Linked DNA regions of Homo sapiens: region 1 is linked to region 2. A link is a loop called in an ENCODE intact Hi-C map of the cell type or tissue named here. Cell type or tissue: prostate gland. All regions are shown on one strand. Each heading gives the region's core, and the rest is flanking DNA. Links, peaks and the distances in the headings are about the cores only.

Region 1 (5,246 bases), core at 370-4,369, 530 kb after region 2:
TCCACTAGGCAGCACCTCAGTGGCCACTCTGTGTGGGAGCTCCAACCCCACATTTCCCCTCTGAATTGCCCTAGTAGAGGTTCTCCATGAGGGTTCCGCCCCTTCAGCAGAAAACTGCCTGGACATCCAGGTGTTTCCATACATCCTCTGAAATCTAGGCGGAGGCTTCCAAAGCTCAACTATTATCTTCTGTGCACCCACAGGCCCAACACCACCTGGAAGCTGCCAAGGTTTGGGGCTTGCACCCTCTGAAGCCACAGCCCAAGCTGCATCTTGGCTCATTTTAGCCATGGCTGGAGCTGGAGTGGCTGGGACACAGGGCTCCAAGTCCCAAAGCTGCACAGAGCAGCAGGGCCCTGGGCCTGACCCATGAAGCCATTTTTCTCTCCCAGGCCTCCATACGTGTGATGGGAGGGGCTGCCATGAAGGTGTTTGACATGCTCCACAGACATTTCCCCATTGTCTTGGCTTTTAATAGTCAGCTCCTCATTACTTATACAAATTTCTGTAGCCAGCTTGAAATCCTCCTCAGAAAATGGGTTTTTCTTTTCCACCACATAATCAGCCTGCAAATTTTCCAAACCCTTATGCTCTACTTCCCTTTTAAACATAAATTCCAATTTCAAACCATGTCTTTATGAATGCATATAACTGAATGCTTTCAGAATAAGCCAGGTTACCTCTTGAATGCTTTGCTGCTTAGAAAGATCTTCCACCAGATACTCTAAATCATCTCTCTCAAATTCAAGGTTCCACAGAGCCCTAGGGCAGGGGCAAAATGCCACCAGTCTTTTCGCTAAAGCATAGCATGAGTGGCCTTTACCCCAGCTCCCAATAAGTTCCTTACCTCCATCTGAGACCACTTCACCCTGGAATTCATTGTCCATATCACTGTCAGCATTTTAGTCAATACCATTCAACAAGTCTCTAGGAAGTTCCAAACTTTCCCACATCTTCCTGTCTTCTTCTGAGCCCTCCAAAGTGTTTCAACCACTCTGTGTTACCCAGTTCCAAACTCACATCCACATTTTTAGGTTATCTTTATAGCAGTATCCAACTTCTGGTACCAATTATCTGTATTAGTCCATTTCACACTGCTATAATGTTACCTGAAACTAGGAAATTTATAAACAAAAAATGTTTAATTGACTCACAGTTCCACATGGCTAGGGAGGCTTCATCAAACTTACAATCATGGCGGAAGGAGAAGGGGAAGCAGGCACCTTCTTCACAAGGTGGCAGGAGAGAGAACATGCCAGGGAAACTACCACTTTTAAAACCATCAGATCTTGTGAGAATTCCCTCACTATCATGAGAACAGCATAAAGGAAACTGCCCCCATGATCCAATCATCTCCTACCAGGTCCCTCTCTTGACATGTGGGGTTTAAAATTCCACATGAAATTTGGGTGGGGAAACAGAGCCAAACCATGCCAGTTAGTAAGCATTCTAGGTTAATTGAGGAAAGGATAGCTTAACATGGTTTTAACCCAGCTTAACATGGTTTTAACCCTGTACCTTGCAAAAGAAAAACCTTGAGATTTGTACTCTTGGACCAGGGTTTCTCGACTGTGGCATTATTGTCATTTTGGGCCAGATAGTTTTTCTCTTGTGAAGGGTTGTCCTGTGTGTTATATGAAGTCTAGAAGTATCCAAAGTCTCGACTCAGATGATGCCAATTATAGCTATACATTGAGACAACCAAAAATGTCTCTGGACATTACCAAGTGTCCCATATAAGCAAAATTGCCCCTTTGGAGAAGCAGTCCCCTAGATGTATCTTATCTTATAAGAACTTTTACAATAGCTGTGAATGGCTTCTTGTTATCCTCCCAGATATCACCATTAATTAGACTTTTTGTCTGTTTCCAAATTGCTCCACACCTTCCCCGAAGTATCAGGTACTCTGTGTATCATTAAAGATATTATTCTTATAATTAAATACCAAGAACTTATATTGAATTGGTTTAATAAAGACTACTAGAGTTCTCTGCTTGTTACAATCTCTTTTTCCTAAAGGTTTCCAAAATTCTGGTTTATCTTAGCCTGACAATAAGTTAGCATTTAACTGCTCAGCTGTTGGGCATTCTCTTTTATAGCCAGGGCTCTCTAGAGAATTGAGTTGTTCACAGAAAATACCAAAGGGACATCTGTAGTATTCTCTTCTCTGCTTTGTCTCTGCCTTGACCCAAATTCTCTTCTTGCATCAGGTTCGAGCTACAGTAATTGGAGGCCCAAAGAAGGCTAGTTTATCCTAATGATATAAAAATAGTTACTAACTTACACGTACAGTGTTCTATGAATGGATTTATGCATATTCTTTTAAAAACATGTACGGAGCTTTATATACAAAAACTGGGAAGAAGACAAACTGGAATTTCCATTGTCCTTCCTTCCCAACTTTGCATTCTAATATTAGTTTAAATTTGATCCACTTTCATCTTTACTTGGAAAGTATGAATTTAAAAAATAGAGCTTTCCAATTTTCCTTTCAAGATATGCCACGTACTTAAATGCTCTTCAGGCTTCTAATAGCAGAAAATATCCATTATGTTTTGTTTGCGACAATCAGGGTGGAGAAAATAATGTTTTGGCTCTTCTGAGGAAGAAAGGGCTTCTGGAAAAATGCTAGCAAGTGTTTAAATAATTATAATCACACACATAAAATTAAGTATTCTTAGAAATGCATTATGGTGCTTTTTTTTTTTACTGGGTAGGGTAAATAAGGAACAGATTTTTATTTTTATTTTTTTGGTTTTATTAGGGACATTTTATAAATCACAATGCAGTGAAGTTCACCACATGAGTCGAGCTGGCCCACTGCCACTACTCAGCTCTGTAAAAGCACCAGCTCTCCTTTGAATTCCGAGAACAGCTCTTGGCCTGTGAGAACATCTGGGGCTCAAAGTTTTGGAAAGAAACAGTTCAGGTCCCTTTAGAAGGGCTCTCCCTATGGTGGGAACCGGAGTGTGCACACACTTAAAAAGGATTTTGTAGTACCATTGGCCAGAGGCATTGGCTTAGAGCTCTAGCACCAGGGAAGATCAATGTGAGACCAAAACAGATCCCCAAGAAGCTTCATGAAGTCATTCAGTGGGATTCAGGGGCCCAGAGTATGTTTTGTATATCTTCTGTATTCTTTTTCTATGATTTTTCTTAGGGAAAATGAGTGTATTACGGCTGATGGGTCTTGCATTCTCCTAAAATAGTGATGAAGAAAGGGAGACAGTGTGAAAAAGGCAGGGGCTTAAGGGTATATTCAGGGGAGCCCAAGCAAAGCTGATTCCACATGTAAAGGGCTGCCTCATGAATTCTGACAGTGATTTTCAAAGCACAGAATGTAGACATTAACAGGTGAGTAGTCTTGTCTAACAGTTATATGGGGGAAAGCCACTCATAAACGTAGAACTGGTAGTTGTCTAATCTACCAGAGGAAAGCTCCCTTAACTGCACCCCTGTCTATTCACTTGGGGGGCTCTGCCCCATCAGCTGCCAATAATGGCATGTCCTGTTCCTTGTGGAGGGGGGAGAAACAGGAAAAGGTGGGTAGAGAGAGGTGTACTCACACATAGGCATGTGTGTATTTATCTTCAGCAAGAATATTTTCTTCCTGACTCATTCAGGATGCTTTAAGATGAAGAGAGATAGTATTCATTAAACATAATTACCTGAATGATTTTAATTACAAATCATTAAGGAGAGATATAGCCTTGTATTTTCTTAGAAAATGGAGCACTTAAGAAATCATGTTGCCCCTTTCTCTGATCTTTTGGCTTTACAGATGCATGTTAGGGAGTGTAATTTGGATAAAGCTGCGGGAGCTCTGAGGTATATAAAATTAAATTACACTGCCAACAAAATGAGATTTCTTTGGCTCACCCTCGTCCTCTCTTTTGAGATTCAAAGGCCCTGCCAAGTGCCCCGCCAAGTGCCCCAAGATGATTAATTCTGAGAGCCCCCACGTGGCATAGGCTACTAACCTTTCCTTTTGAATCCAACATTGTTCACTATCTTTGCTGCCACCTTGCTTTATGGGTCCAAAGCCACCTTGTTGTGACAGTGCCTTAGTGCAATATTCTCAATGACATTGCTGCTGTGGGTCTGACTGGGTGAGTACTGAGTATAACTGCAGTCTCTAGAACTCAGAAAATGTCAAAAGTGAGCTGTTATAAGCCCTAAAATGTGGTGCATCTCCCTTTCCCTTTTCACACTGTACAAAAGGGCTGCGTGGCATTGCGAATAATTCGTAAAGAGGTATTTTCATTCCACTTAACATTCATTTCTGCCTACTACTCTATGGGGCTTTTTTGGGTGACAAACAAGATAACAGACATTGTACTCATTGCTTGCTGTAGACTCAGTCTCCCTTTGAGCTACTTTTGAGGCACCTTTTCTCTGGATAAGTCTTCCTCAGGGAATGCTTAGGTTCCTTATGCAAATGAACTTATGGTAGGCTACTTCCCAGGCATCCAGACAGATTAAGGTAACAGAGTTTGGGTTCAAGCCCAGATCCCAATTCCTATATATTAGTTGTAATTTGAGGATATTTTAATATATTCTATTTGAAAATAAAATCAAGGGAAAAAATGGGACAGCAATCTGTATATGCGAAATCTGTATATTCTACAATAAGAGAACAGGACAAGCCAAGATGAACAATCACCTAACATTTCAATTTTGTTTGGTTTGGTTTGGTTTGGTTTTTTGGTTTGTTTTCAGTCAGTCTTAATTAAGGTATATATTCCTTCCTAATGAATATTTATTGGAAATGTAATGTTTTGTTTTCTGCAAAATAACAGACTAATTATTAAGTAGATATGTTTGAAATTCCTGGCTGACTAAATAAACGTATCTACATTTCTTTCTTTCAAATTAGCTTAATGTGAGTCATTAAAGACCAAGTGGGTCCAGGAGTTCATTGGCATTCTGATATATTATTGTATTCATTATATAGCTGGATATATAAATTTCAAGATCTGTAGAAAATACTGGCTGGTTTATCTAACATTCCTTCATATAGAGAACAACCATTTATATTTGTCCATAGAGGACAAGATCAATTGAGTTTAAAATGAAGACACTTTATCTTTCAGTAACTTCTGATCCTTCAATAACTTCTGATTCAGTAACTTCAAATCTTTTAGTAACTTTTGAATCACCAATGAGTAAGTCAGGTTTAGCTGAGTTTTACAGGTTTAGCTGAGTTTTAGTGTGTTTTATTGCAGTCTGCTGAAATTGGCTATCCA
Region 2 (5,246 bases), core at 589-4,588:
CTTCCTGAATTGGCTTGGTGGTCTTGACTCTGAATGAAACTGCCCCTTGGCCTCTTCCCTACCATCTCTAAATTGCCTTCTTTTCCTTCATTGTGATGGAATGTCTGCATGGATGGATGGTCGAGTGCTCACATATCATGTCCCATTTGATACTCTACTGAGTTTGTGGGAGACAGCACCCCCTTTACTTAACCAGGCCTCAGTTTCTTCCCTTGTAAAGATGAAGAAAGTAACACTGGCCTTCTAGGGTTGTAAGGATTGATGATGACATATGTGAAGAAGCACCTAGTGCAGCTGCTCTGGCATGGAGTAGGTCTTCTTTGCCTGGCAGCAATTCTCTGAGTCTCAAATGCCTTTGACTTCAGGGTATACCATTATTTTATGTGCCACTAAGAAAAAAATATCACTTCAGTGATCATGCCATTGATTTTAAGAGAGGGTCTGGATTTTAGGGAGATGAAAATGTGATTATGAGCGATACCCCAGGAACCACTTCCATTAACCTCGGATGTCTTGGAACCTCCAGCTCATTCTTTTCCTTTGCGATAGTTCCACTCAGTGGATCTCTTTCCTTTGCTCACTCAGTTTGTTCCTTAGGTGGCCTCTGACACTTCAGGGCAGGGATGGGATGGGGCTGGAAACAGAGAACATAGGGTTGGTAATTCACCATGTCTGGCACTATCCAGTTCTCCTATGAGAAGGCCTGAGAGTTTAGGCAATTAGATTCAGGCCTTTCAGGGTCTGGTCCCTCCTCCTTGCTCAGCCCCTCCTCTCACTAAATCCCTGCATGAAAACTATACTCCAGTCACATTGTCCTCTTTGCCTTTACCCAAATGGGCCATTTATTTTCATGCCTCTGGGGTCTTTGTTTATGCTGTTTCTTCTACATAGAGATCTATCTTTTCACACCTTTAAAAATCCTTCTGCCTGGTGTGGTGGCCCACGCCTATAATCTTAGCACTTTAGGAAGCTGAGGCGGGAGGATCACTTGAGGGCAGGAGTTGAAGACCAGCCTGGGCAACATAGCAAGATCTTGTCTCTACAGAGAATTTAGTTGGGCCTGGTGGTATGTGCCTGTAGTCCTAGCTACTTGGGCGGCTGAAGCAGGAGGATTGCTTGAGCCTAGGAGTTTGAGGCTGCAGTGAGCTATGACTGCCCCGCTGTCCTCCAGCCTGGGCAACAGAGCGTGACCCTGTCTCTAAACATAACAAAATAAAACAAAATATTTCTGGGCTTAGTCAGATGCCACCTCCTTAGAAAACCTTCCTTGATTGTCCTAGTCTTATTTAATTAGCTCTTCCTTTGCACTCTTACTATACTGATGGTTATCTCTATCTCTCCCTCTTTTCTTTTGATCTTAGTAAGATCTAACTCTGTTCTGGGCTGTCTTCTTCATTGGTTTGTAGACTGCCCCAGGAACAGAAATCAAGTCTAACTTATCTATATTCTTATAGAACTTAGCATATTGTGTTTGATCAAGGAATGTTTGACAAATGGATGAGCATTCCCTTTACAGAATGAGATTGAACTACAGGAAGAAGAAGAATCTGTGAGTTCAAAGAGGTGTCAGGGCCAGGAGATGCGGAGAGATGAAATGTTCTGACCTTCATTATCAGGGAAAATGTGTCTGATGGGTCATGTCACTATGCTAAAGAGCACAGGGATTCTCATAACCATAATATTTTCTGTTTCCAATTCTCAGATAATAATGAAGGTGGTGATAATGATGATTAAAGCTAACCTTTATTGAGGACTTTTTACAGGCCAAGCATAGCTAACCTTTATTGAAGACTTATAAACCAAGCATAGTTTTAAATATTTTACATATATGTACTCTTTAATACTCACAAGCAATCCTATGAGGTTAATACTCATACTGTCCCTTTGACAGCTGAGGAAATGGAAATAGCTATTTCTATTAGTGATGTGTTATGGAAATTAGACTTTCAGCCACCACAGGTAATAGGAGCCCTAATACAGAGCCCAGGAAATAGAGAGCATGACCTTTCTTGCCTTCTTGATAAATGATGTAATACATCCATGGAAGAATGGTGGCTCTCCTCTGTTAACAAGAATTACATTCACAAGCACTGAGAAAATATACCTCTGAAGCACACAACCTGGGTTTTTTTTTCTTGCCTCTTAACACATTCAACTTTTATTTCTGCACTTAATTGATACAAAAAGTGTGATTTATTAAGACTTTGGTTGTTTCTGTTTGTTTGTTTGTGAGACAGAGCCTTGCTCTGTTGTCCAGGCTGGAGTGCAGTGGCACCATCTCAGCTTACTGCAACCTCTGGCTCCCGGGTCCAAGCAATTCTCCTGCCTCAGCCTCCCAACTAGCTGGGATTACAAGCATGTGCCACCACGCCCAGCTAATTTTTGTGTTTTTAGTCAAGATGGGGTTTCACCATGTTGGTCAGGCTGGTCTCGAACTGATCTCAAGTGATCCATCCGCCTCGGTCTCCCAAAGTGCTGGGATTATAGGCCCGAGCCACCGTGCCCAGCCTTGGTTTTGTTTTTGAACTGCAATCATTTTCCTCACAAAAATTTTGATAAATTTTATTGATAGGGCATTCCTATTTCAGAGAATTAATTTATTTGGGAAGGCAAGATGATATACAATGAGCATGATGACTTTGGAGCTGGACAGACCCATTAAATAAAGAAAGGAGAATAAATAAAAGGGAATTGTACCAAAGGAATCTCAAAGGCTGAAATGGAAGCGGTAACATCAAAGACAAGAAATCCTACTCCAGGCCTGTGGCAGTTGTTAAAGAGTGGTCCTGTTTTGGTTAGCAACTTGGCTCTCTCAGTGCAAGTCATTAAAACTGCCTCATTGATATTTAAGTTGCTTCCTACCGAATTCAGATCTTGGCTCTGCCACTGTCGGCTTTGCAGCTGGATTTGAAACCCCTTCACTTAGCCCAGCCTCAGTTTCTTCATTTGTAAAGAAGAACATCGACTTTCTAGGGGTTGTAAAGGATGATGTGTGTGAAAAAGCACCTGGTGCAGCTGCTTCTGGCCTTCTTTCCACAGCAGCTATTATTCATCGAATCTCATTGACTTTAAAATGCACCACTATTTTATGTGCCACTAACAAAGAAATATCACTGCCCATTTAACTATTAGTTATAACATTAACTAAATGTCACTGCCAATTAACTCAGCCATTGATTATAAGAGAGAATCTGGATTTTAGAAATAATAGAATATGAAAAATATATAGAATCAGTGAAATCACATAAAGGTTTGTGAAATAAAGAATAGCGGTCTATGTGCACATGGTATAGAGTGCTATAGCAGAAGTACATGGAAAATGAAATTAAGTGGAGGCATGACATCTGCCCTCAGAAACGTTTTCTAGTTAATGAATGTTAGGAGCCCATCTGTGGAATCAAGAACAGGAGATCCACATAGTATATACTCCTCCCAGCCAGAGTCTTGGAAATCAAAATTTTTTTGTTTTTATTTTATTTTTGACATCTCAAGATTTACCATTTGTTTCAAAGGGTATATAAATTTTTAGGGGAATTTTTTTTTTTTCGAGACAGTCTCACTCTGTTGCCCAGGCTGGAGTAAGTGGCACAGACATGGCTCACTGAAGCCTCCATCTCCTGGGCTCTAGTTATCCTCCTGCCTCAGCCTCTACAATAGTTGGGACCACAGGCATGCACCACCATGCCTGGCTAATTTTTTCAATTTTTTTGTAGAGCTGGGGTCTTGTCATGTTGTTCAAGCTGGTCTTGAACTCTTGGCCTGAAGCAATCCTCCTGCCTCTGCCTTCTAAAGTGCTGGGATCACAGATGTGAGCCACCGCACCCAGCCGGGAAAAATTATTTAAACTATTTGAACTGATCTCTGAAGGTTCATATGTGTCACATAGTACTTGCCTCTTTATTTTTCTGGATCCCAAAGTCCAAAATCAAAGAACAGAGGGGATGTTGCCTATAAAAGACTGACATGCAGGCGGGGCTTCTATGTAATGTGCTTCTGGGGCTGGTTTCGCTTCTCCTCACAGGTGTCCTGTCTCTCATCACTTCCACTGGTTGAAAAGAAACCAGGACATTTGGAGTCAAGGCTGAGGCAGGTCAGGCAGCTGTGGTTATACTCATGTAGACCTCATCTCACCTCCGCAACCAAGCACTGGCCACAGCCGCCTCTTAGCCTTCAGGCAATTCATTTTAAAGGCGGCTTTAGCAATAGTATGACATTACGGTGTAGAAATCTAAAAGAGGAGGCCGGGTGCAGTGGCTGGCGCCTGTAATCCCAGCACTTTGGGAGGCTGAGGCGGGTGGATCACCTGGGGTCAGGAGTTTGAAACTAGCCTGGCCAATATGGTGAAACCCTGTCTCTACTTAAAATACAAAAATTAGCCGGGCATGGTGGTAGGCGCCTGTAATCCCAGCTACTTGGGAGGCTGAGGCAGGAGAATTGCTCGAACCCGGGAGGCAGAGGTTGCAGTGAGCCGAGATTGCGCCACTGCACTCCAGCCTGGGAGACAAGAGCAAGACTTCATCTGAAAAATGAAAAAAAAAAAAAAAGAAATCTCAAAGAGGAAGCTGGATGAGATGAAGGGGAGGGGCTGGTCGAGAGTAACTGCAGAGGGTTTGAGGAGTAGAAATGATATCAGAGAGGGGAAGCCACACTAAGGCCTTGGGTAGTTGTTCACAGTGCAACATATTCTCTCAGTGAGTTAGCATCCTGGCTTTCCTGGGGCAACCCAGTAACACCACTTCAGTGATGTGGAAAAACATTGCTGTCCAAGAGGAATTGAATTCACTGGCTTTAGTGTCTGTTAGGAGGGAAAGCCTCATCGTGCTGAGAAAGCGGTCCTCCCTGGGCCGGGACCATCCCTTCATTCTCTCAAATGAACGCTTGGATTTGTTACTGCCTGATAAGTCAGAAATGTTTGGCTTAGATGTTCCCTCAACCACAATGACTTGAGGAACTTAAGGCAAATGGAAAATGCTTCCTGGATATTGTAAAGTCCAAACCTTCTGGAAATAGTTTGAATGCATTTCCATCCCTCCACAGGCAGCTGTTTTTCTCTCACACTAGCATGTTCCACTAGCGTGTCCCCGTCCCTCAGGCCTTCCAAGCTATCTATATGTCGGTAATTATGAAACAGGTTATTTCTGAAGAAGAGACGCTGCGTTTCTGAAGAAAAAGTCATGGAGTAGCTATTTAAGAATAACACTGGTCTTTTGGAGTTGTTGTTTCAGGAAGTACTGTAGTATCTTTTT

The links. A loop is a pair of places that touch in the nucleus more often than their neighbours do. Peaks named below come from ENCODE experiments on the same cell type or tissue, not always from the same donor. Only the 100,000 strongest peaks of a DNase experiment are listed, where the experiment ranks them.
Region 1: it touches region 2 in a loop (2.2-fold over the local background); 5 of 110 quality-filtered maps call a loop at or near these places.

The regions. Positions count from the first base shown.
Region 1 is chr1:218,883,804-218,889,049 of GRCh38, forward strand. No RefSeq gene overlaps it. Among named protein-coding and RNA genes, the nearest start is that of LINC01710, 32 kb to the right of the region's middle. In prostate gland, for the core only: no CTCF peak of the experiment used is centred there; a DNase peak (open chromatin) is centred at 2,838.
Region 2 is chr1:218,352,691-218,357,936 of GRCh38, forward strand. All of the region lies in intron 1 of TGFB2 (transforming growth factor beta 2), which reads left to right. Among named protein-coding and RNA genes, the nearest start is that of TGFB2-AS1, 9.6 kb to the left of the region's middle. In prostate gland, for the core only: no CTCF peak of the experiment used is centred there; no DNase peak of the experiment used is centred there.